3 separate regions of the Mus musculus genome follow, and all the other regions are linked to region 1. The links are chromatin loops, found by intact Hi-C in ENCODE. Cell type or tissue: heart. All regions are shown on one strand.

Region 1 (8,000 bases):
AATGGTCTTATTAGAGAAGATGTGGCCTTGATAGAGGAAGTGTGTCACTGTGCTGGTGGGCTTTGAAGTCTCCTACGCTTAATCTATGCCCAGTGTGGCACACAGTTTTCCTCGTGACTTTTGGATCAAAGATGTAGAGTTCTTGGGTCCTCCAGTGCCATGTTAGCCTGGAAGATGCCATACTTCCCACCATGATGCTAATGGAATAAACCTCTGAAACTGTAAACCAGCCCCAAATACATGTTGTCCTGTATGAGAGTTGCTGTTGTCATGGTGTCTCTTCACAGCAATAAAAGCCAAACTAAGACCTATGTTCCCTCAAAGAGCTGTCTAGTTCAAGATGAAGACAAGAGGTCTCGTTAGACCCCTTTCCTCCCGTGCTTTCAGCCTTTCTCTCCTGGACCAGCAAGCGGTGACAATCTGCCCCAGCACACACTGTCTGACTTTCCAAAGCTCCCTGGCTATGCGTGATTCATCTACCTCTTCACCTTCAAGGGCTAAAATGTTTATGTCAGATCTCCCTTAACATTAGAGCCCTTAATACAAGCTAGAGACTGCATTATCTCTCCCTAGAAGGAGACACAAACAAGAAAATATTTGCCAGAGGCTAAGTAACTGTCCAGGCCCACACAGCCCATACAATTAGTCCTTCTGAGTGCTGGGAAGTGGAAGAATTGGGGCTTGGATGCAGGTGGCAAAATTGTAGAGCCCACCCCTTTCATCTCTGCACGTTCTGCTTCCTTCATATAAATCTGCTTGAAAGAGGCAAAAGCTCTGTTAACGGGTAGACTCGCCAGCGTAGGTTCTCAGCCTTCCTAATGCTGTGACCCTTTAACACAATTCTTCATGTTGTGATGACCCCCTCATCCTAACCGTAACGTTACCTTTGCTGCTACTCCATAACTGTACTTTTGCTACTGTTATGAACCTTAATGTAGATATCTATGTTTTCTGATGGTTTTAGAGGACCCCTGGGAAAGGGTCATTTGATCCCCACCCCCAAAGAGTTCGAGACCCCCCTATGTTGAGAACTGTTGCACTAGTGGCTTGTCTTGGTCTAAGACACGCCAAGTTTAGGGGATAGCCTCATTCTGCAGTGACTCACATATGCAGCAACTGTCCCAAAGTCCTTCAAATGAGAGGTCACCTTGATCCACCTGTGACTAGCCCCGTTCCCACAAGGAATGCCTCTAAACTCCTTCTTTGCTATTTATACTAAGCCAGAGCTGGGCAGGAAACAGATGGGACACTCAAATTGGGTAATTTGAAGAGAGTTGTATAAAGAGGCCATTTACAAAGGTGTGGGCAGGATGTGGGGAAACTACAGCTACTTGACCACCCCAGGCCTGCAGGAGAGAGGGGAGATGCGGTCATCACAACCTACAGAGTGTGTCCTGCATGTCTAGGGCCACCTCACAGCAGCTGTGACCACAAGCCACAGAGGCAGCCTTAGGCTGTGACACCTCAGTTCTGCGTGTGACCTTTTCTGTTTACCCAGGATTCCCTCCTGAGCACATTTGTTTGTAACTCTTGTAGCTTGCACCATATTCACAATACAGCTGAAGATATTCTTGATCTCTTGGTCCCCCTGCCTCCACGTAACAAGTGCTGGGACTGCAGCTGTCATATGCCAATCATACCTGACAACCTGGACTCAAGAGCCTGTCTCTTAGGTGCTATGCTATTCTGGAGAAATTAATTAACCTCGCCACTCCATGTGGCTACTGGGAACTGAACCTGGGTCTCTTGCAACAGCAACTAGTGCTTTTAACTGCTGAGCCATCTCTCCAGCCTGCTGGATTTTTATCTTACAGTAAAAACACAGAGCATATGGTACTGAAAAATGCTATGTCCTTTCTTTTCTTCCTTCCTTTCTGTCTCTTTCAGGTAAATGTTTGGGGCTAGGGCCCTATACTCTCTACACACAACCATATGTGCTCAACAAATATTGCTTGCCTGGTGGCTAAAGGTCTTTTGCCTCAAAACTGGTCAAGAATTCCCACTTATCATTGGAGACTGTAACTGTCCCATGGCTTTAAAAGTTCTTGCTGTGCTGTGGACGTTGCTCATGATGGCAGACATTCCTTATGACTGCAAACCACATTACTAGAGTGACTGCTGTGTGCTTTATGACGCTGAACATTTGGCTCATGTTGTTATTTGTGTTCATCTGTTATTAACAATTAAAAAGCTTTCCTTTCAAAGTCAGGGCCTTGCACTAGCTAAGCCTATATACTCTGCCACAGAGTGCCAACAAAACATTTTTTTCAAACGCATTTTTAAATGTCAAGTACCCATAAAAAAAGTTTTCACGGTTGACGCTCTCTCCATTTGCCCTTCCCAGTGCTTAGGAGGAGCCTGAGTCGAAGCCAGACTCTTGCCAGCAAGCCTTAGAGAAAGTGATGCTCACTGGTGGGAAGGGGACCCATGCCTCCCCTTCTTGCTAGTCAGAGAAGTAGAAACTCCAACGGAGTCTAAATGCTGCTTTGAACCCACACCTAGAATGTGCAGAAGCTGCCCCAGGCTCTTAGCATTTCTGGCAGAGTCAGTGGCCCTTGCTGACCAGCTCGAGCAAGAAGCGCCTCTCTTCTCTCAACTTCCCTTGACGCTCCAGAGAACCCTCCAGAGAACCGATAGGGCTCTGTTGTTCCCAGGGCCGGTCCCCAAACCACCGTTTGGTTGGTTGGTTGATCGGTCAGTTGGTTTGTTGTTGTTTTCTGAGACTGGTTTCTCTTTGTGGTCCTGGTTGTTCTGGAACTCTGCCCTGTAGACCAGGCTGGCCTCGAACTCACAGAGACCCGCCTGAGTGTGTCTCTGCCTGGTTCAAACCCTAACCCTAACTCCTAATCACTTGGAGGCAGACACAAAAGCAAAATGGAGGTGAACGGTTTTCCAAGCCCCACAGTCCACCCTTCTGTTGTGCTGGGTCTCTCAACCCCTCATTCGTTTTATGCATGAAGGGGGGGGGGGGGAAGGAGCAAAAAAATACTCCACGTCTATAAATCCTTATAGGCTCAAAGTTCCAAGGTGGCAGGAACTGGATCTCTCCTCTTTTTACAAGCTGTACTGTGGGCCAAAGAGTTGAGTCAGATTCGGAGCTCAATAAATGGGCGTGGCAACTGAATTGCGTATCCCTTCTCTTCCGGCCTGCAGGAAAGCCACCCATCATCCCTTCAGGGTGGTGTGATCACTCCAGTGGACTGCAGACTGCGCCAGGCAGGGACTTTGGACTCTCTGGGAGGTGGTTTTGTGTGGTCATAGCAGCAGCTTGTCAAAGGACGAAGCAGAGGAGGGACGGGAACTTTTTAAAAACCCAAAGGCTCGTTATTTTTAACACCCCAGAGCTTTCTCTTTTCAGATTAAGCGGCTTCTGCACTCTTGCAAAGGATTGCACAGCTGAGGAATTCGTATTTACGTTTTAAATACTAATGGCTATTACTGTTTTAAGACAGGGTCTCATCTAGCCCAGGCTGATCTGTAACTCACTATATAATAGAAATTGACCTTGACTTCTGAATCTTCAGCCTCCAACTCAGGACGCTGGAATTTCAGGTATGCACTACCATGTTTGACTATTATTATTGTTTCTACATAAAGGACTGAACCTAGGACCCCAGGCTTAGAACTATATCCCATTTCCACCTCCCGCCCCACCAACCCCCTACTCATTCTGTGGACAATGCTCAATGCTAACCTCAGACTCACAGAGATTGGCCTGCCTCTGCAAGGATTAAAGGTGTGCCCCGACACCTCCTGTCTCTGCCTCATTTTTTAAACTTTTCATTTTGAGACAGTCTTGCTAAGTTGAGCAGGCCAGTTTTGAACTCTCTTTTTTGCCCATATAAACTTTGATTTTCCGATCTGGCTTTAGCCTCCGGCGTGGCTGGGATTACAGGTCGGTACACAGTGCCCAGCATTTGAGAGATTTGTTTCTTTTGCTTCTTTAACAGTCACAGACAAACTCACTGAAGGTAAAGGATGGGTGGAGGCTCCTGGGTGTGGCCAGCAAGGGCCTCCTGACACCCAAACTCCAGGGTGTCTCCTAGGGAATCAGACACAGCTAGACTAAATTAGCTCCTTTCCTTTTCCCTCCAAATTTAAAAACCTAAATGCTTTCTTGCTGAATAATATATAAATAAAGGGAAGACAAGCAAAAAGATGCCTGAGCCTCTGAGAAGGGTCGCCACTGTAATATGTAGTTTTTCATCTCTCTTCAGTTAAGGTCACTCACATTTCGGCTCCAAAATGAAAATAACCACAAATGGCCACAGCACAGACCCATGTACAATTTTCTCCATCTTCTAAAAATGAAATTACAAATGTTTGCAACTAAGTACTTCCCGCCGCAAAGTTTCTTTATCAAAAAGGACACCATATTTGTCCCAATGCCTATGTGAAGGGCCTTCGGCCAAACGAATGGGAAATCATTGGCCTGATTAACATCCTGTGATCTTAGATCTAAAAATGACCCGGAACCGGGTAAACAAGATGACGTCAGTGTGCTGGGCAGGCAGCGGTTCTCTACTGCCACCTGGAGGGCAGTGTGGTCAATGCCACACGAATTGTTTGCTAGTTTAAAAAATAAAAACGTTTGGACTAAAATGTGTGTGGGAACAGGGTCTTCATAGAGGGACAATCTTGATAAAATAAATAAATAAATAAATAAATAAATAAATAAATAAATAAATAAATAAATAAATAAATAATCAGGCTCTACATGGAGCTAGCGGTCTGGCTTGGCTCATGACAAAGGCCACCTGATTTTCCGTGCAGCTTCAGGCTTCCTTGGGACTTTGGCGTGGGAGGGAGTATCATGGTTCTAATTTATTTTCTTGTCAGGCTAATGTGAGAGAGAGGCTGCCCAGCTTTCTGCATTACACAACCGGCATGCTGGGAGATGCCCCAGAAATGTGCTGGGGTTGAGAAAAGGTCAGAAACTCGTCACTATTTCCCTTAGAAGACCGTCCACGAAAAGAAGATGAAGGGTGAATTTTAACGTAATAAAAACAAAAGCAAGACTGGCTTACTTTCAGATGAGTCCATTTGCTCGGAATGTTTACCAACCACCTCAGAATCTCAGCGGCTGAGGACAACATCTATGCTTTCCTTGCTAGTGGGCATGAAAGTCTGCCATGCCCTGACCAGGCAAGCAGGACTCCAAGCTCAAGGTCCCACACAGGCTGACTCTGCGTGGTTCCGTTCTTGCAAAGGAGCCAGAAAGAAAGTTTGTCCTATCTCTGAGGGTTCAGTGTTCAAGGCCCAGGTCAACCCAGGCAAAATCAGAAGATGCTCTTAGCCTCAGATCATCTAATGTGTGGGGCGGGGGAGATACACACAGTCTCCTATTGACGAAGCCCTGTGAAGTTCCATGGCCAAGTATGGCTGTGCGTAGTTCTGCAGAGAGGGAGGAAGGGATTGCAGATAACTGTGTGTGTTGTTAAAATAGTAAACATAGCATTATGAAAGCCTTTATACTTGCTTCCCTCTCCCCCTTCCTTCCTTCTTTCCAGCCTTCCTTTTGTTTTTGAGACAGTTTTACTCTGTTGGCCTGGTCTAACCTGGAAATCATTATGTAACCCAGGTTGGCCTTGAACACCTATCTCAGTCTCTCTACTGAGGATTGGAATTGCAGGCCCCAGTGACCACACTCAGCTCTTTTACTTTCTTTTCTTTCTTAGTTTCTTTTTTTTTTTTTTTAACTTTCATTTTTTTCAAAGAAGAACTTTAAGCCAGGCAGGATAGCACAATCTGACCACTTAGGCTAGCCTGAGCAACATGGTAAGCCCCTCTTCCAGAGTGAAACAAATTGCACTGGCAATGTCAGTTGTGGCAGACCATGGGCGTGGCATGCTCTGGTCCCCAAGTTCCTTCCCCGGCACCCCAAAGAAGCAACTTTAATCCCCACGGTGTAAACCGATTTCCTTCCAGGCGTGAATGGTTTGAGTGATAGCATCCTTACATCGCTGTATTCGTGGATTCACAGACGCAGATTTGTCGGCATCTAACCTGTGCCCCTGACCTCAGAGGCTTATTACAATGGGACACAATGTGTATTCAAACCAAGTCCCATGGAGGATTGTCATGGAGGATCAGGGCTAAGTTAACAGAGGAGCCACCATCTGTGACTGTTCCATCTGGATCTCATAGATAGCATGAGAGTGAAGGGCTTCGTGGATGGAACAGCTCAGAAGGGACCAGTGTCCCTCTTCTCACGGCCCTTCCTTCACAGGTGGGGGATGACTCACAAACTGTGAGGAAGCTGGAAGGAAGCAATAGGACTTCTTGTGCCAAATTCATGTTACTAGGAAGGCTCGGATGCACCAGTTGGCAGTCCATCAGGCTGGGCATGGTGGGCACACCTGTCTGCCCAGAATTCAGGAGGCTGAGCAGGAGGAATATGAGGTGGAGGCTTGCCTGGACCAATAGAAAGTCTCTGTGTCAATTAACGAAAGAAGGGAATTGGCAACATTTAATGATGTTTGGCATATTTTGTATTTCTTTGTTTCTGATTTATTTTACTTTTTTGAGACTGGCTTTCTTATGTTTGCAACCTTTTTGTTTTTGTCTTTGTGTTTTTAAGACAGGGTTTCTTTATGTAGCCTTAGCTGTCCTAGAACTAGCTCTTCAGAGGATCAGGCTGGCCTAGAACTCACTGAGATCAGCCTGCCTCTGCCTCCCCAGCGCTGGGATTAAAGGAGTCCACGCTGCCGCCGCGCCACTGCAAGCATTGTTTGACAGTTTGTTTGTTTTGGAGTTTTTGTTGTTGGCTTGTTTTTGTTTTTGTTTTTCAAGACAGGGTTTCTCTGTGTAGCCCTGGATGTCCTGGAACTCACTCTGTAGACCAGGCTGGCCTCGAACTCAGAAATCCGCCTGCCTCTGCCTCCCAAGTGCTGGGATTAAAGGCGTGCGCCACCACACCTGGCTTTTGTTTTTCTCATTTCCTCCTGCTTCTTCCCTAGAGGTCTGAAGGTCAAACACGAAGACTGGAGGGTGTGATGGTTAAATACAGGTCATGGGAGATTCAACCTGCAAAAAACCAAGAATTCTAACATGAAGCAGTTTCTTTTTTCCAAATGTACCTTTCCCTCCTTGAAACTCTTCAGTGACTTGTCATGGCCCCCCAAACAGTTTATCTTCTCTAAAAGACCTTTTTAGCCCCTTCCTCAAAGCCCCACTCCTCTTCCTCGGATAAATCCAGAATACAGTTAGAGCCCTTTGGTCACTGGACAGATACATAGTCCACGTGCCAAGCCCCGCCTGTGCCAGGTGCAGAACACACAATACTGAGCAAAGCCACGCCCACCTCCTGAAGCAGTGTTTGAGAATTCATGTAGGAGGAGAGATGCCAGTCAGAAAACTCCAAATAGGGGCTGGAGAGGTGGCCTGGAAGTTAAGAGTGTTTAATTGCTCTCCCAGAGGACCAGGGGTTCAATTTTAAGTGCCCGTATCAGGCAAATCAAAGTACTTGTAACTTCAGTTTCTGCACGAACATGGTATACACAAACGAATGCACACACAGAGACTTGCACACATGTGAAAATAAATCTAAGAAACAAAACAAAACCCTCCAAACAGGGCTGTGTCTGGAGCGCGTCGGAAGAGCGCTTGCCCAGCATGCTTGAAGCTCGTGGTTTGCTGAATAAATGGGGTGTGGTGATGACACCTGTAATCCCAGCCATTGAACCAAGGAGACCAAAGGATCAGAAACGTAAAGCCATCCTCTCAACACGTTTCTGACACTCACCAAGGCCGGGATCTTGGATTAATCCTGTGTCCCTGGCAAGCGGGCGTGCCACTCTTTACAGATGGTTACACTGGAGGTCACAGCTCAGCTACTGCTCAGCTAGGCTGAGTTGATGAGTCACCAGCTCCTCTCTGAAGTCACCTGCTTCTTCCATTAGAAGGCAAGTGAAGAGGACATAGGCCATGGCCATGTGGTATTGGTGCCTAATGATAAACATTCTTTTCTGTGTTCACTGTTCCTGGCTTGAGCTACGACC
Region 2 (8,000 bases), 240 kb before region 1:
TCAAGGCCAGCCTGGTCTACAGAGTGAGCTCCAGGACAATGAGAGATAACATAGAAAAACTTTATCTCAAAATATGAAAAAAATTAAAAATAAAAAAATAAAAGGTTGGAGAATAAAGCAGACGATACCAACACCACTAATTGAAAGTGCAGTATTGACAGTCACATAGTCTTTCGTCTGATATGTTTATCACAGTACAAAGTAGCTAGTGTTTCTGAAGAGGGAGCACTTGGTCAAAGACTCCCTGGAGATTATACGACAAATAACTGGCAGAGCTAAATCAATCTCACATGCACTTCCTATGGTGACACCTACTTTAAATAGAACAGTGAATGACCCATAAAAGTCCAAGTTTTCTCACTTCTAAATTAAACTACTAAAATATATGTGTATATTTGCATAGAAATACAAAGTATGGGTGGCTATGGGTCACAAGACATACATGTAAACAGATATAGGATGGCTATGTAGCTCCTGCAGGAATTATATCTGTGTTTACATATTGTTCATATGGAGAGTGATCACGGTAGCTATGCCCTCGGTTTTGAATGGATGAGGTTATTAGACACAAAGCAGGCAGGAGAGAGTAAAATAGAAGGCACAGACAGCAGACCTTCAGTTCGGGCCCTATCACCCAGCAGAAACTGAATGGGAAAGACACAGGGAAGGGGTCAGCTAGAGTTCCTGATCTAGCTTTTTATTTTCCATTGATGTGCTGACCTTGTGGCTTCCGGTTTCCACCGTAGGCAGCTTATCTGCCGGGATAAAGAGCAACCTCTGTTGGAAACAGCTCGCCTTCTAACTCCTCTCGAGGGCTCAGTGTTTACTCTTGAGCTGTCTTGCTTTTCTCTTCCCTCACGGCCATGGAGTTAGGGATCCAGCCCACCCTGAACAAGGGGCTGAGCTCTGAAGCGGAGGACCAGCCCCTCCCATGACAATTTACCAATACAATGTACATTTCACACACATGCTTTGTAATGTGTTACATGCATGCAATGCACATGTATGTCACATATGCAGTACAGGTCTCTATAGGTCTCCTGTATATAAGTACACATAACTATATAAAACATAACTCTATTTAAGAAAACATTTTTAAGTCAACTTGACATTCTGAAGTGTTGGGATTCTGCACATAGCATACACTCTACATGACAAAATAATGACGTCATGGGAAATCTAAAAATATAGGCTATATTTCCATAATTTTCCCTTCAGTTTCTCTAAGGTAGGTGGAAATGAATATATAAAAATCTTAAAAAGCAGCTTTCCTCTAGTAACACTTGATTACTAGTGTAAAAGATACCAGTCTTGGGCACACCCTAAAGCAGATCCTACAGCAGACAAGTAGAGAGAATCAGGGAAAGACTAGAGCTGGATTCGTCACACGCTCACTGTGCCCAAGCATTCCCGGAGGGGAAGATCACCACTGTCACAGGTCAAGGATGGAGAAGGAAGAGGCTGTGAGACATGTGCCAATCACGGGGTCCTATCAGAACCCAGACACAAGAGGCAGAAACTTGGAAGAAACAGCAAGAGGGGTTTTACTAATATAGTCTCCAAGATGAAGCTACAGCATTAGCCAAAGATTCTGGTTGACACTAAAATATTGCAATGATATATAACAACTACTGGCTTATATACATTACAAATAACAGGCATATATTAATATACATATTTTATGTGTCTACATTAATAGAATTGTTTCTGAATTTTCATTATTTCTATATTCCTCATTAGTGCTGTACTATTATTAACTATAATAATAATACTATATTAATATTATTAATATAATACAATAATATGATAATATAATCAATATTACTATTATTATTTTATATATTACCCATGTGGTATATATGTTCTGTGTATATGCAATAAATTATATGAGAAATATTGACTTATCTGTTCAGGCTATGAAAACATAGTACACTTTAAAAAAATGTAAGGGAAACTATTCTATTTCCAAATATACAGGGGATATTGTAAATACCAAATAACTGTAATAGACGCTATGATAACCAAATTTGTTATCAACTAAGGTGAGAAGAATCACATCTTCATAAACCATCTTGGGCGGAACATGGTGGTGCAGGCCTCAGATCCCAGAAGTGAGGAGGCAGGAGGAGGAGGGCTTGAGAAGCAAGGCCAGCATGTTCTACCTGGTGATTGCCAGGTCAGCCAGAACTACTCAGAAACACCCTGTCTCCAAAATAAAAAGGTCATCTCAGTAGAAGAAAGAGACCACTTTAGGGAAACAGCACGGTGGGCTTCTCTGAGCGGAAGTCAAGGGGCCTAGCAGGAAAGGGGAGTCTGCCCCAGGAAGAACAAAGCAGGAATCCATGCGGCACTGTCAGACAGGGGCTCGGGGCTCCCCTCCCCAGGGATCGGCAGAAGTGGCCCTCACTGGAGATGAAGGCTGCTGACTTACACTTTTTCCTAGCTCACACAATGGCATCTCTTTCTAGGCGCCATGGGGCAGGAGCACACACATTCCCTCTGCAGAGCAGCTCGGGCATCTCAGGAAGGCTGTTCTCGAGAAGTGAGAACAGAGCAGGTAAGCCTATTCATAGGACGCTTGACTTTAAAAGAGTCTGCTTTCCACAAAGCAGAATGTTGGGTCCTAAAGCAGTAAATAAGTCCGTGTGCAGGAGTGATTAACTCTCCGTGACACGTTTGATTCTTTCTGCAACTAACCTTGGTCCTTGTGAAATGTCAGCAAGCTATCCCATAGCCAGCCCATGAAATCTCGCTTAATTTCTTCTTATATCACTGATAAGAAGCCAAATAGTAAAATACATCTCAAGATTTATAAACCATTTTAAGGTTTACAAACAAAATATAAATAACAAAAGCAAGTATAAAAATATTTTCTTTTCCAATATAAGAGGAAATAAATAATTAGATATTTCAATTATTCCCCAAAATTAGGAAGACTCTTCCACATAGTTTTGGAAATTCTGGAACTCTCGCCAAGCGCAACTGAGCATAACCATGGCTTGGTTTTCCATTTGGGATGGATGGCTCCACTGCATCGGGAGTGCACTCACTGGGCCTAGCAGCAGAATCTGATGACTCTAAGATGTTTGAATTATTGTTTCTGTTATTAAGTAATAATAACCTGAAGAACCTAAGCGCTGGGCTCATCATCTCTACCATCAGGAGCTTCACTCCTCACTGTAAATATCCTTTGCACACTATCACACCAGATCTATAGGAACTGACATTCCAGAGCACCACTTCAAGCCCCATCAGGGTCAGAAGATCAGAACCTAAGGCTAGAGAGAGGAAAACTTACATTTCAGCATTCAAACAAAAACAAAATAAATTCAAAGATAAGAAAAGCTTTTTATCTTTAATGATTGGCAAATATATTGAATATATTAGAAATAAATCGGTTGGAAGCATATAAACAAGTCTTTAAATGTTTATACAATGAACGCTTACAGGTATTCCTGGCTTTACACTGTGCTCTGAAACAGAATTATGCTTGTGGCGCCCTCTGCTGGGCTTGCCACAAACAAACTCAGCCTAGCAACACTAATAAAATCCAATCAAACTTATGTATCAAATGAAAAATTACTTTTTTGTCTATGTGCATTTTATGATTATATAAAAACTTAGCTAGTATTCACTTTGATGAGACTTTATATATTTATCTATTAGGTGGAATTTCAATAGCTGTTCCTCATAAACGAAAGAGTAAATGTCGTCACGTATTTAAGAGTAAATCTAGTCACATAAACCGCATACATATGTATGACGTGGACGCAGAAAGGTCTGGAGACAAAGGAAACAAACAGCAGAGAAGAGAAGCAGGAGAAAGACTGGCGGGAAGATGAAGGACCAGGCACTCCACATATAATATTTGCACCACGAAGTAGAATGTTACATATGGAGCAGGAGATGACTCGGGGAGGAAGCGCTGGCCACACAATCACCTGGGCTCACATGCAAGACCATGTAAAGGGCAGGGAGGTGTGGTGGCCATGTCTAACTCTCCCTAGAGCAGTGGGCAGCCACCCTGGCTGCACAGCCAAGCTCAAGAGACCTTGCCTCTGTGAGTAGGTAGAGAACAGAGGAAGGCTGCTGACCTCAGCCTCAGGCCTCCACACACATGCATATACATATACAACCACCCACATGAGCACACATACACAGCACCCATACCACCCTGACCCTCACATGCCAAAAGGTTATATACAGAAAAGTCTTAAGACACCTTGTTTTTGTTACTACATCTGTCACTTGACAATATTTTCAGGTTCTTAAGACTATTATGATAAAACATTTTAATAAACTATTTTGTTATTTTTTTTTCTATTCTTTCTGGCTTTTTAGTTCAATCAAAATCATTCATTTTAAAACATCAAAGTAATTTTTGGTGTCTCCCTTTAACTTAAGTTTGTTTTACAATAAGCCTCAACAACATAAATTGTGCATACTTATAAGCCCTTTTAACAAGTTTGAAAAGCACCAAGCACCAGGAGCAACAGAGTAGCTTCCACTTCCTGAGCATCAATTACGAGGAATAGAGAGTTCGATGGCGTCCACGAATTATATGCAGTCTTTAAAAATGAATGGAAGTCAAGTTCACAGAGACAACACAAATCACCTAAGGTGCAGACATAGCTTGTTTTGAAGTTCCCCACCAAACAACACAGAGAAGGAAGGGCGTCCTCAACACAGGAGGGGAGGGGGCGGCGTCCTCAACACAGGACAGAGGGGGCAGGGCGTCCTCGACACGTGATTTTTTCACTTGTCAGTGCGACAGCTAAGGGGGGTGGGTGATGAAGAGGATGTTAGAGAAGGACGAGCCGGTGATTTATGTTATACCTTGGACCATTACGAGACTTTTTATTGTATTCAGTGCTGCCAGCTAGTGGCCCTACTTCATAGTGAGTCAAGAAAATAATACTTAAAAAACAAAAAACACGCTGGGCGTGGTGGCGCACGCCTTTAAGAGGCAGGCGGATTTCTGAGTTCGAGGCCAGCCTGGTCTACAAAGTGAGTTCCAGGACAGCCAGGGCTACACAGAGAAACCCTGTCTCGAAAAACAAAAAAACAAAAAAACCCCAAAAAAAAAAGAAAAACCAAAGAAAACAATACTTGGTTTATGTTATTGAATGTAAAAGTCTCCATTTCACATTGCAGGATCATGTTGTAAATGTGTGCACACAGGACTGACTTAATGATATTTCCCATTACTGCAGTGTCCTCAACCTCCATAGCACCCCTTGGCCAGTCCTTGCCTTGCTCCCAACCAAACTACAATATACACCTAAGTCAGAATTCACTAAAGGCCAGCATGTGTAAGCTAAAAGGTAGCCTACAAAAGAAAGGTAGTCCATGCAAAAGAAACCTATGCCATTCTAAATATTTTACAGTAACAGATTCCTTAGTGACAAATAATATAACTTTTCTATGCAAGCCAGAACTAATGAAAATATGGACATAGAACAAAAGTAATGTCTATGATAATACATTACTCAAGTAAAATCCACCCATTTGGTAAAACAGTACTATCAGCAAAGTTTATCATTTAAGAATAGACAATAAAGCCGGGCAGTGGTGGCGCACGCCTTTAATCCCAGAACTTGGGAGGCAGAGACAGGCAGATTTCTGAGGTCGAGGCCAGCCTGGTCTACAGAGTGAGTTCCAGGACAGCCAGGACTACACAGAGAAACCCTGTCTCAATAGTAATAATAATAATAATAATAGGATAGACAATAAGTAATTATGATGTTTCCTCTTAGAAAAAAAATTTAGTTATTTTAAAATTTGAAGCAGTCATATTTTACTAATGATTCATTGTTTTGATAAGTATCCTGTACAACAACTTAGAAGACACACATAGTTCTTATCATGAGATGTTATTTAACTGTGATGTGTACATGTTCTTAGCTGATGTCTGTCATCATATGGCATTATTTTAGAATTGCTTAAGTCAAGTTCTCAGCAGAGAAATAAATCACCAATTAATCAGTGGCTTAGACAAAAATATAACACAGCCTCTATCATGTCATTGAAAACCTGCATTTTAAGTATAGTGACATCATAAAGAATGTGCTGTGGATTTAATCAGTACCAAAACAGAAGAGCACAGCAGGCAAAGCAAGCAGAACAAGTGAACTTCCAGAGAAAGTTGCGAGGGAAACAGGAACCAGAAGGAATGCCAGGCGCCGGGGAGTCCAGACTTCCTTCTGATCTATACTCTGCCTCAAACACACACATCGCCACAAAGTTTTGGTAAAGCCTGCCATACCCCATTTAGTATGCATCTCCTATGGGGTACATTCTACAGCTAAAGGTACCAGGAATTTCTAATATGCATGTGTATATGTATGCATGCATACATGTATATAAAATATATGCATATATGTGCATACACACATGAGTATAAACACATGGTTAGTATAATAAATACTAGGGCGAAACTAAAATTTGGTTTCTAAAGCACTGGATATATTTCATAGTGAGCATAGAACTTACAAACATTTCCTGTGTTGTCAAAGCTGGTAAGGACGTCTTCCACATTCAAGGATCCACTATTATGCCTGCGAAGGAATAAAAGTTTATTTAACATTTCTAAAATAACAGCGCTTCTGATTCTTCTTGAAATCTGAGAGTATATTGCGATACACTCAATACTAATGAGCCCCACCGTATTACAGCTTTAAAACAATGTCTGCCCACTAGAGGGAGAAGGGAAACAAACCCTCGGATTATGGTCTTCAGAGCACTTCATGCTATGGCATTTCCTGATTACGATCAACATCTTCAAGTGCTATAATCTGTACAATCACTGCTTAATGGAAAATAATCTACAGTTACATACAAATCCTTAAAGGCGAAACTTTTTTTAAAAGAAACAAAGCACACAGAGAATTTTAGAATAAAGCAGAACCGAGCGAATGGGCCTCCAGAGCCACCCAGAGTGACACAGAAGTTCCACTAAAGCAGCGCCACAGTTTGCTAACTGGACGCAAAGACTAGTGGGCCACCAGCTCTGCAGTCCACTCGCCGACAGTGCTGAACATCAGTCAGCAGGTCAACCTGACTCTTGGCATCTACCCCTAACCTGCCCTCTGCCTCTGTTAGCTCAACTCGCTCCACTCAGCCCTTCACATATTGGGTTTGATTATTTGAATCTTAATAAGGGAACCAAGTGGTGATAGCTGGAGTTATAGCGCTATAATCTTCTACATGCTCCCTCAGAATTGCAGCTGAACCCACTTTAGGGCGTTTTGATTGTTTAAAATATATTCATCAGTAAATCACTAGACATGCATTTTACCAATACTACCTTAACTTCATTGTTAACATTTAATACAAATGGGGCTAGAATGTATATGGATGGATGGATGGATAGATAGATAGATAGATAGATAGATAGATAGATAGATAGATAGATAGATAGATAGATGGATATAATTATATAAATATCAATAGAATAGTAATTACATTACTCTTTCAGAAAAAAGAGCTCTTTTTTCTCTCCTACCATTTCTCTGTCAGTGAGGCTGAGGTTGCATAAAGCTGTCTGCAATCATAACTAACCATAAACGCTGGGCACAAAGGTATCATAATCCAAAGAAATAAAGTCACCAACCAGAAACCAAAGCTTCCGTATCATAATATGATGTTTGTAGATCCACCTCAGTGACCGCGAGGGTCTAGGGATAGCAGTTAATTACACTAACACTACTGAAACTATAATATACGCAGTTTTAACATCTAAAGCGCAGGATGGGGGCATGGCATGGCTCACAATGCAGCACATCCCAAAACAGACCAGCAGCATATGATTACTTTGAAGATAATAAAACATCAATATCCTAATGAGCAGTTAATATTTTGGTACACACTCGTCAAATCTGTTCTCTATACTTTGATAAAGACTGTTGTGCAATTCATGTTTTTTATAATGTATTATAGTTTTCAACATTTAGTCACATCCTGTAACATGAGCTCTTTTGTTTGTTTGGTTGGTTGGTTTT
Region 3 (8,000 bases), 750 kb before region 1:
CTCAGGATGATATTTTCAAGTTCCATCCATTTTTTATGTTTTTGTTTGTGTTTGTTTGTTTGTTTGTTTGTTTTTTGAGACAGGGTTTCTCTGTATAGCCCTGGCTGTCCTGGAACTCACTTTGTAGACCAGGCTGGCTTCAAACTCAGAAATCTGCCTGCCTCTGCCTCCCAAGTGCTGGGATTAAAGGCGTGCACAACCACTGCCCAGCTTCAAGTTCCATCCATTTGCCTAAGAATATCATGAAGTCGCTGTTTGTAATGGCTGAGTAGTATTCCATTGTGTCAATGACTACATTTTCTGTACCTATTCCTCTGTTGCAGGACATCTGGGGTTGTTTCCAGCTTCTGACCATTATAAATAAGGCTGCTATGAAAATAGTGGAGCATGTGTCCTTGTTATATGTTGGAGCATCTTCTGGGTATATGCCCAGAAGTGGTATAGCTGAGTCCTCAGGTAGTACTGTGTCCAATTTTCTGAGGAACTGCCAGACTGATTTCCAGAGTGGTTGTACCAGCTTACAATCCCACTAACAATGGAGGAGTGTTCCTCTTTCTCCACATCCTTGCCAGCATCTGCTGTCACCTGAGTTTTTGATCTTAGCCATTCTGACTGGTGTGAGGTGGAATCTCAGGGTCATTTTGATTTGCATTTCCATGATGACTAAGGTTGTTGAACAATTCTTTAGGTGCTCCTCAGCCATTTGAGTTTCCTCAGATGAGAATTCTCTGTTTATCTCTGTTCCCCATTTTTTTAAAGATTTATTTATTTATTATATGTAAGTAAGTACACTGTAGCTGTCTTCAGACACTCCAGAAGAGGGGGTCAGATCTTGTTACAGATGGTTGTGAGCCACCATGTGGTTGCTGGGATTTGAACTCTGGACCTTCGGAAGAACAGTCGGGTGCTCTTACCCACTGAGCCATCTCACCAGCCCTGTTCCCCATTTTTTAAATAGGGTTATTTGTCTCTCTGGAGTCTAACTTTTTGAGTTCTTTGTATGTATTGGATATTTAGCCTTCTGTCAGATGCAGGACTGGTAAAGATCTTTTCAGCAAAATTCTGGGTCCTGTTTACATAGCCAGTCTGTTAGTTTATGTCTTCTTGTTGGGGAATTGAATCCATTGACATTAAGAGATATTAAGGAATAGTGATTGGTGCTTCCTGACATTTTTTTATGTTATTTTTATGTTTGTGTGGCTATCTTCTTTTGGGTTTGTTGAAAAGTTACTTTCTTGATTTTTCTAGGGTATAGTTTTCCTCCTTGTGTTGGTATTTTCCATCTATTATCCTTTGTAGGGTTGGATTTGTGGAAAGATGTTGTGTAAATTTGGTTTTGTCATGGAATACTTTGGTTTCTCCATCTATGGTGATTGAGAGTTTTGTTGGGTATAATAGCCTGGGCTGGCATTTGTGTTCTCTTCGGGTCTGTATGACATCTGCCCAGGATCTTCTGGCTTTCATAGTCTCTGGTGAGAAGCCTGGTGTAATTCTGATAGGTCTGCCTTATATGTTACTTGACCTTTTCCCCTTACTGCTTTTAATATTATTTGTTTTGTGCATTTGATGTCTTGAGTATTATGTGACTGGTGGAATTTCTTTTCTGGTCCAGTCTATTTTGGAGTTCTGTAGGCTTCTTGTATGTTCATGGGCATCTCTTTCTTTAGGTTAGGGAAGTTTTCTTCTATAATTGTGTTGAAGATATTTACTGGCCCTTTAAGTTGATAATCTTCATTCTCATCTATATGTATTATCCTTAGGTTTGGTCTTCTCATTGTGTCCTGGATTTCCTGGATGTTTTGAGTTAGGAGCTTTTTGCATTTTGCATTGTCTTTGATTGTTTTGTTCATGTTTTCCATGAAATCTTCTGCACCTGAGATTCTCCTCTCATTTATCTCTTGTATTCTGTTGGCATCTATGGTTCTTGATTTCTTTCCTAGGTTTTCTATCTCCCTTTGTGATTTATTTATTGTTTCTACTTCCATTTTTAGATCCTGGATGGTTTTGTTCAATTGCTTCAACTGTTTGGTTGTGTTTTCCTGTAATTCTTTCAGGGTTTTTGTGTTTCCTCTTTAAGGGCTTCTACCTGTTTAGCATTGTTCTCCTGTATTTCTTTAATTGAGTTATTTATGCCCTTTTTAATGTTCTCTATCATCATGATGAGATGTGATTTTAAATCAGTTTCTTGCTTTTCTGGTGTGTTGGGGTATCCAGCTCACTGTGGTGGGAGAACTGGGTTCTGATGATGCCAAGTAGCCTTGGTTTCTGTTGCTTATGATCTTGTCCTTGCCTCTTGCCATCTGGTTATCTCTGATGTTAGCTGGTCTTGCTGTCTCTGACTGTGGCTTGTCCTTCCTGCAAGCCTTTGTGTCGGTGCTCCTGGGAGACCAACTCTTTCTGGGAGGAATTTGTGTATGGAGAGCTGTGGCACAGGGTCAGCTCCAGGGTGCAGACAGAAACCGGGAGAATCCTGTCCCCAGCTGTTCCTTACTTCCTGTGTCCTGATGGCTCTAGACTTGGGCCAGGAATTTGAGCAGAAGTGGTGGTCTTACCTGTGCTCACAGGCATGTTAGTACTCTTGGGATTCTGGCTCTCTCCCAGCGATATTTGGGTATGGAGAGCTGTAGCACAGGGTCAGTCCTGAACCTGGCACAGGGTCAGTTCCAGGCTTCAGTACTTTAAATGATAACTCTGGTGTTGCTTTTGGGCAAAGGTCTGGGATGCCATCAGCTGACCCCTTGCGTGTACCATAGAGTCCAGCATTCAGCAAGCAGTGATGGCTTCCCTCCAGACAATCACTGAGGAAGAGAGCCGCAGTGTGGGAGAAAGAAGCATCAGAGTGCTGCTTACAGGCAGAGGTAAGCGCTAGAAAGGGGGACCCAAGTTGCACACGCCAGGGCAGAAAGTCTTATTAAAGCAAAGCTTAGTGTTTCGCAAGTTATTTTAACCCGAGTGTGTGTGTGTGTGTGTGTGTGTGTGTGTGTGTGTGTGTGTGTGTGTGTGTGTGCGTGTGTGTGTAAAATAAAACAGTTTACAAGAATCTGGGTGAGGAGTAACTTGCATCCCCCTCACCGCGGCAACCAGCTCAGACATCTCTCGCCACGGCCGCGAGGTGGCAGCAAAAACCCGCTAATGTTCAGGCATCCATCCAGACCCGGAGAAGGACTGAGAGCCCTGGGAACTTTTTTTTTTTTTTTTTTTTTGGATGTTCCTTGAGATATAGGGAAAACTCGTTTTTTCGGGTCTCCAGATAATAAAAGTTCAAATATTATATGGAAACTCCTTCTCTCCAAACCTGCACCCCTCTGGGCTCTCCCTGTCTTCCCATCTCCAGGAAACCCATCCAGTCTCCTGTCTCCTCTGGTCCTTTTTTGGTGTCAGGTATTGGACTCTGGCAGCATCCAGGCCTGCCTTCACCCTTTCCCAGTTGCTTCTTTCCATTCCTGAGAATGACACTGGAAGCTGAGCCGCCTAAATAATTGTTCCTTTGATCTCTCTCTCTCTCTCTCTCTCTCTGCCTCTGCCCCACTCTCTCTCAGGACATGGACGCTGGACAATTACAAGGAGTTAGCTTCGGAAGGTGACAACTGAGTGTCGGGCCAGGAGACCCCGGGGTACAGTGGAAACCTCAGAGTAAAAAACCCAGAAACTTGGGTTCAACTTCTGTCCACTCTGGGATTCAAAACCACCCTTACTTCATAACATGTTCTCTAAACCTACACTTCCAGTGAAGGGTTGCTGCCTTCTAGAAAGTCTTTCTGAAATTCTTGTGGCTACAAACCAGAAAGACTGGGCCCTGGGCCTTCTCTATCCCTGGATGCAGTCAGCCAGGCTGAGAAACAGTTTGCAGAAAGCTGGGTGTACAGAAGCTGGGCCGAGCTCAGACCCAGATTCTCCTAGGTTGCTGGGAGTCTGGTAAGTCCTGAGTTTCCTGCCCCACCTCCGACCCACCTCTGACCCTCTAGCCCTTGGCAGGAGCCATACTCCTAATTACTTACTGCACTAGCCTAGTCAGCCACCTCAGTGACTGAGGACGCCCCTCCGGAGTGCCCATCCAAGCACCTCCTCCAGGATGTCCCTGCACAGTGGAATTAAGGCAGAATGAGTGGTCATGGAAATAGACCCACTGAGGAGTCTTACTCTGGGTAGGAGGTGGCTTGTCAACACTCCCCTCAGGCCAACTTATGGGGGCAGGGGGAGCTGTCACTCTCCATATTTCTTGAAGTCACAGGGAGTAGAGACCCAGGACCATTGCATTATAAGCCATAAGCCCGCAAACCAGTGACAACCTCTGAGGATGGTCCTTTGAGCTTTCACTAAGGCTGTTTTGGCTGCTCAGTGGATATGGGGTCAAGACAACATAGCTTGCTGGAACCTTGTACCTAACCTCATGTGACCTTCCCACTGACTCAACTGTCAGCTTCTCCACACCCCATGGGCAACTCCCTACAGTCACCAGGAACCAGTCCTGCCACGCTGCTCCTCCTGGAGCCACTGCTCCATCCACACCCGAGGCCTCACGATGCCTGCCTGGAATCCCTCCACTGAGTCCAATCCATTTGTCTGGATCAATGTTGTCCTTTCCCCTCTCCATCCCCGTGCATCCTGTGTGCACCTGTTTTCTCAACTGTCCCTTCCACCTTGAAGGTAAGCCTGAATCTCACTTGGCCCTCCTCTCTCGGTTCTTACAGAACGTAGGTGATATTTGTAGACTGAGCCGGATGCCCAGCCTACGTGCTGTTGAATGAAATCCTAGGCACACCTGTATGTGGGTGTGTCCCCTGAGTAAAATGCATATTTACCTTACTCACGCAACACGAATCAGGATCACACATATCCACTTCATACACTATTGAGTTCAGCCCACTGGGGTACTCCAACACATCAAGCCAAGGTCTGTCCTCTCTACGAGTGGAGCCAGCTCCAGTGAGCTAGGGCCTTAGTAGGAATGGCTGCTTTTAGCCCCTTGCTGGGGGCTCTTGAAACATCAAGTCCTAAATAGGTGTGTAGTAGCCAGTCTCTTGCAGGGCTACATTCCCCCTCAACATGAGTAAAGTGCTTGGGGCAAGACACTCCCTGACCTATTCGCTCTTGCTTTCAAATTTACTTGTCTTAAGTGCCAGCAAAGGATCTTAGAAATCTGTTTACTGGGCTACTGGTAACCCTAGGAAGAAAGACTGGGGTTGGGACATGGAGTGTGTAAGGGCAGCTGTGTGACAGTGGTCAAGTCATTGTTCTTTCTTTTTCTTAGTTTCACCAGATCTTCACTTCTAATCAAAGCCTCTTAGGTTCAGAAACATCCAGAAAGAGGTAGGTAGTTGTGGCTGCAACCTGGAGTCACCGCTTTCCATCCCCCTGATCTGTCTCAGCTGGACCTGGCCAGGGTGCAGAGGAGGTGAGGGCAGGCAGGGGCCATGACACTCTATGTCTGCAGAGGCTAAGCGTGCAACCCTGCTCATAATTACCACGCTCACTCATTAAAAGACCTCGCTAAGAATGTCAGTTGAATAATAGTCACAGATTAATTATGATGGTAAATACTCATCTCAGAATCAAACAGACTCAAGCCTGCTCAGGTCTGGAAGGGCTCCAGGCCACCCTCAGACACAGGCTGGACTGTCGCCTGAAGCAGCCCAGGCTTCAAGGAGCAAGAAGATAGGCCATGCTATGCTATAACCACATTCCCAGGAGTCAGGCTTGGAGAGGCCAGGCTGGACCACAGCGCCCCCCAGCTGTCTGAAAGAAGAAAGGCAGTCTGAGCCAAAGACTGGGGGCAGGGGGTGGGGGGAGCTCAGGGGACTGATTGTCTTGCACACATCAGTCCTTACATCCAGACCTTACCTCCTGCCTTATTTGTAGATGCCTGGGCACCTCCTCACCCCCACCCCACCCTACCCCACCAACAGTCCCTTCACATCCAGAGATTTAAAAGCCTCAGGGCACTCATCCCCGCCCCAAGCCCCACCTTTATCTTTAGTCACCTGTGTTCTATGTACAATGTGCTGGTTTCTCAGCCAGTGCGAGTCTTATCCCCTCCTGCTCAGATAAATCCTTCTACCTACCCTCTCCTCTCTGACCAGTCAGGGGGTCTTCTGGGTGCCGCGGGGTGAACACAGCCAGAGGAGATGTAAACACACGTGTACAGGCCCCGTCTGTCATGCCGGGTTTTTGACACTTTTGGTAAAATCCCGAGGGTCTGAATTAGCTTCCTTTGGGTTTAAGCTCCACCCCCTTTTCCTTACAGACCATGCTTATATAATGCAACGCGAAGGCGGTACAGGCATATTTGCGAAATGTGGTTAGGTCAAATGCGCTTCTGTGTGAAGAGCGAGGCCTGCAACCACTGTAAGGAAGCGTCTGTCTGCTTGTCTGTCTGCTCACCGCTTGCAGGAGAGAGGGGATATGGGGCGCTCCGTGGTGAGGCTGTCGCCAAGGGCAGGAAATACTCCATTCAGTTCCCAAGTCAAGCTGGCCCTGCGGCGGGTGCTCCCTCAGACACTCTGAGGGTCTGCTAAGCTGTGCAGTGCCACAGCGGCACATTTCCTCCACCCAGCCAGCTTGGTCCAGCTGGTTTCTCTAGAGTTTAAGTATTCTGGTCCTTTTCTGCCTTTCCTAACTCTTCTTACTTTCTTTCTCTTTACTTTGTTGTTGTTGTTGGTGGTGGTGGTGGTGGTGGTGTGTGTATGTGTGAGAGTGAGTGTGTGTGTGTGTGTGTGTGTGTGTGTGTGTGTGTGTGTTTTGACAGTGTCACTATAACCAGGCTACCCTTGAACTTGTGGTAACCCCCCTGCCTCTGCCTGGGTTACAGCCATATGCCTGGCTCCTCTTTTTGTTTGTTTGTTTGTTTGTTTGTTTGTTTGTTTGAGTTCACCTCTCTTCTCTCTTCAGTCAATATTCTCACTGTCACCTCTCTCTGCGATGTCCCTCCATGCTGCTGTGCTTTCTTCCTTTGCAGAACAGCATGCCTAGGCACCTAGGTGAGGGGAGTTTCAGAACAGGTAATTCTGCTCTACTCCCAATAGGAGTCCCGTTCAGCTGAGGGTGTTTATAGTGTGTCCTGTCTTCTCTAAATCTCTAGCTGTCTGCTGTGATTTGTAGGGAGGCCCTCTGGAAGTGGATACATCTAAGAGAAGTGGTCTCTGGGGGCCCAGACAGAAGGGCAAGTGACTACAGGGTGGAGTTACCATTTTTGGGTTGGCTCCTATGTCACTGGGTGTCTGAAGTTTCCTTCAATAACCTCTGTCTTCATGACTATGCCACAGTTGTGTTCTTTAAATGAATGGGCCATACTTCTGCAGCCTCTCTCATGTATAAACTTTTGGTGAGTCACTGCCCTTCACATAGAGCAGACTGTGAGCTAGCAGTGTGTGGGTGCTAATGGTGTTTAACACAAGTGCAATTCTATCATGGTCTGAGTCTGGATAGCTCTGTGGGAGGAAGATTTTAAGATTGGGTAGGTTTGTGTGTGCATCCATGCAGGTTTGGAGTACAAGCATCCTGGAGAGAGTGCCCGCAGGGAGGAAAGATGCTTGCATTTGTGTTTGAGAACTGGTATAAACTCTATAAGGGGTAGAGGAGAAAGACCGGCCGTGTGTTGGGTAGGAAAGATCTGTGGGTGTTGGGAAATTGTTCTGGTAGCAGGTGTGTGTGTGTGTGTGTGTGTGTGTGTGTGTGTGTGTGTGCATGTGTGTGCTATATTTATACAGAAATGGCTAGTAGCAAGGTATGCATACAACATGTGGCTAGGTATATTTGTATAAGTGTGTATGTGTCTGTGTGTGTCTGTGTGTGTGGTATGTGGTCTAGCTTCTGTCAGCCTGGCTCTGCCTCCCCCCTCCTGCCGAGTCCTGCCTGACACTGCAGAGCTCAATCAGCCACTGCATGAATACACTCGAATGGAAAGTTGTGCTCAGCTGACCGGAGAAATTGGAGCGGGGCTAGTACTGCTACCTCCTCCCAGACTCTCTCACACCCCCCCACCCCTCAGGCCAGACAGCCAT

The links. Peaks named below come from ENCODE experiments on the same cell type or tissue, not always from the same donor. Only the 100,000 strongest peaks of a DNase experiment are listed, where the experiment ranks them.
Region 2: it touches region 1 in a loop (4-fold over the local background); 3 of 42 quality-filtered maps call a loop at or near these places.
Region 3: a loop joins it to region 1, with 6 times the contacts of the local background. A loop is called at or near these places in 7 of 42 quality-filtered maps.

The regions. Positions count from the first base shown.
Region 1 is chr17:84,874,527-84,882,526 of GRCm38, reverse strand. No RefSeq gene overlaps it. Among named protein-coding and RNA genes, the nearest start is that of Gm46582, 62 kb to the right of the region's middle. In heart, a CTCF peak has its summit at 4,530 (motif pointing left); a DNase peak (open chromatin) is centred at 4,466; H3K4me3 peaks cover 551 bases; H3K27ac peaks cover 562 bases; H3K27me3 peaks cover 356 bases.
Region 2 is chr17:85,112,340-85,120,339 of GRCm38, reverse strand. Camkmt (calmodulin-lysine N-methyltransferase) reads right to left here. Exons shown (of 11, transcript NM_028576.3): 3 at 6,493-6,557. Among named protein-coding and RNA genes, the nearest start is that of Camkmt, 26 kb to the right of the region's middle. In heart, CTCF peaks have their summits at 3,505 (motif pointing left) and 6,686 (motif pointing right); no DNase peak of the experiment used is centred here; H3K4me3 peaks cover 197 bases; H3K27ac peaks cover 375 bases.
Region 3 is chr17:85,628,944-85,636,943 of GRCm38, reverse strand. No RefSeq gene overlaps it. Among named protein-coding and RNA genes, the nearest start is that of Six3, 12 kb to the right of the region's middle. In heart, CTCF peaks have their summits at 3,116 (motif pointing right) and 5,727; a DNase peak (open chromatin) is centred at 3,103; H3K27me3 peaks cover 5,595 bases.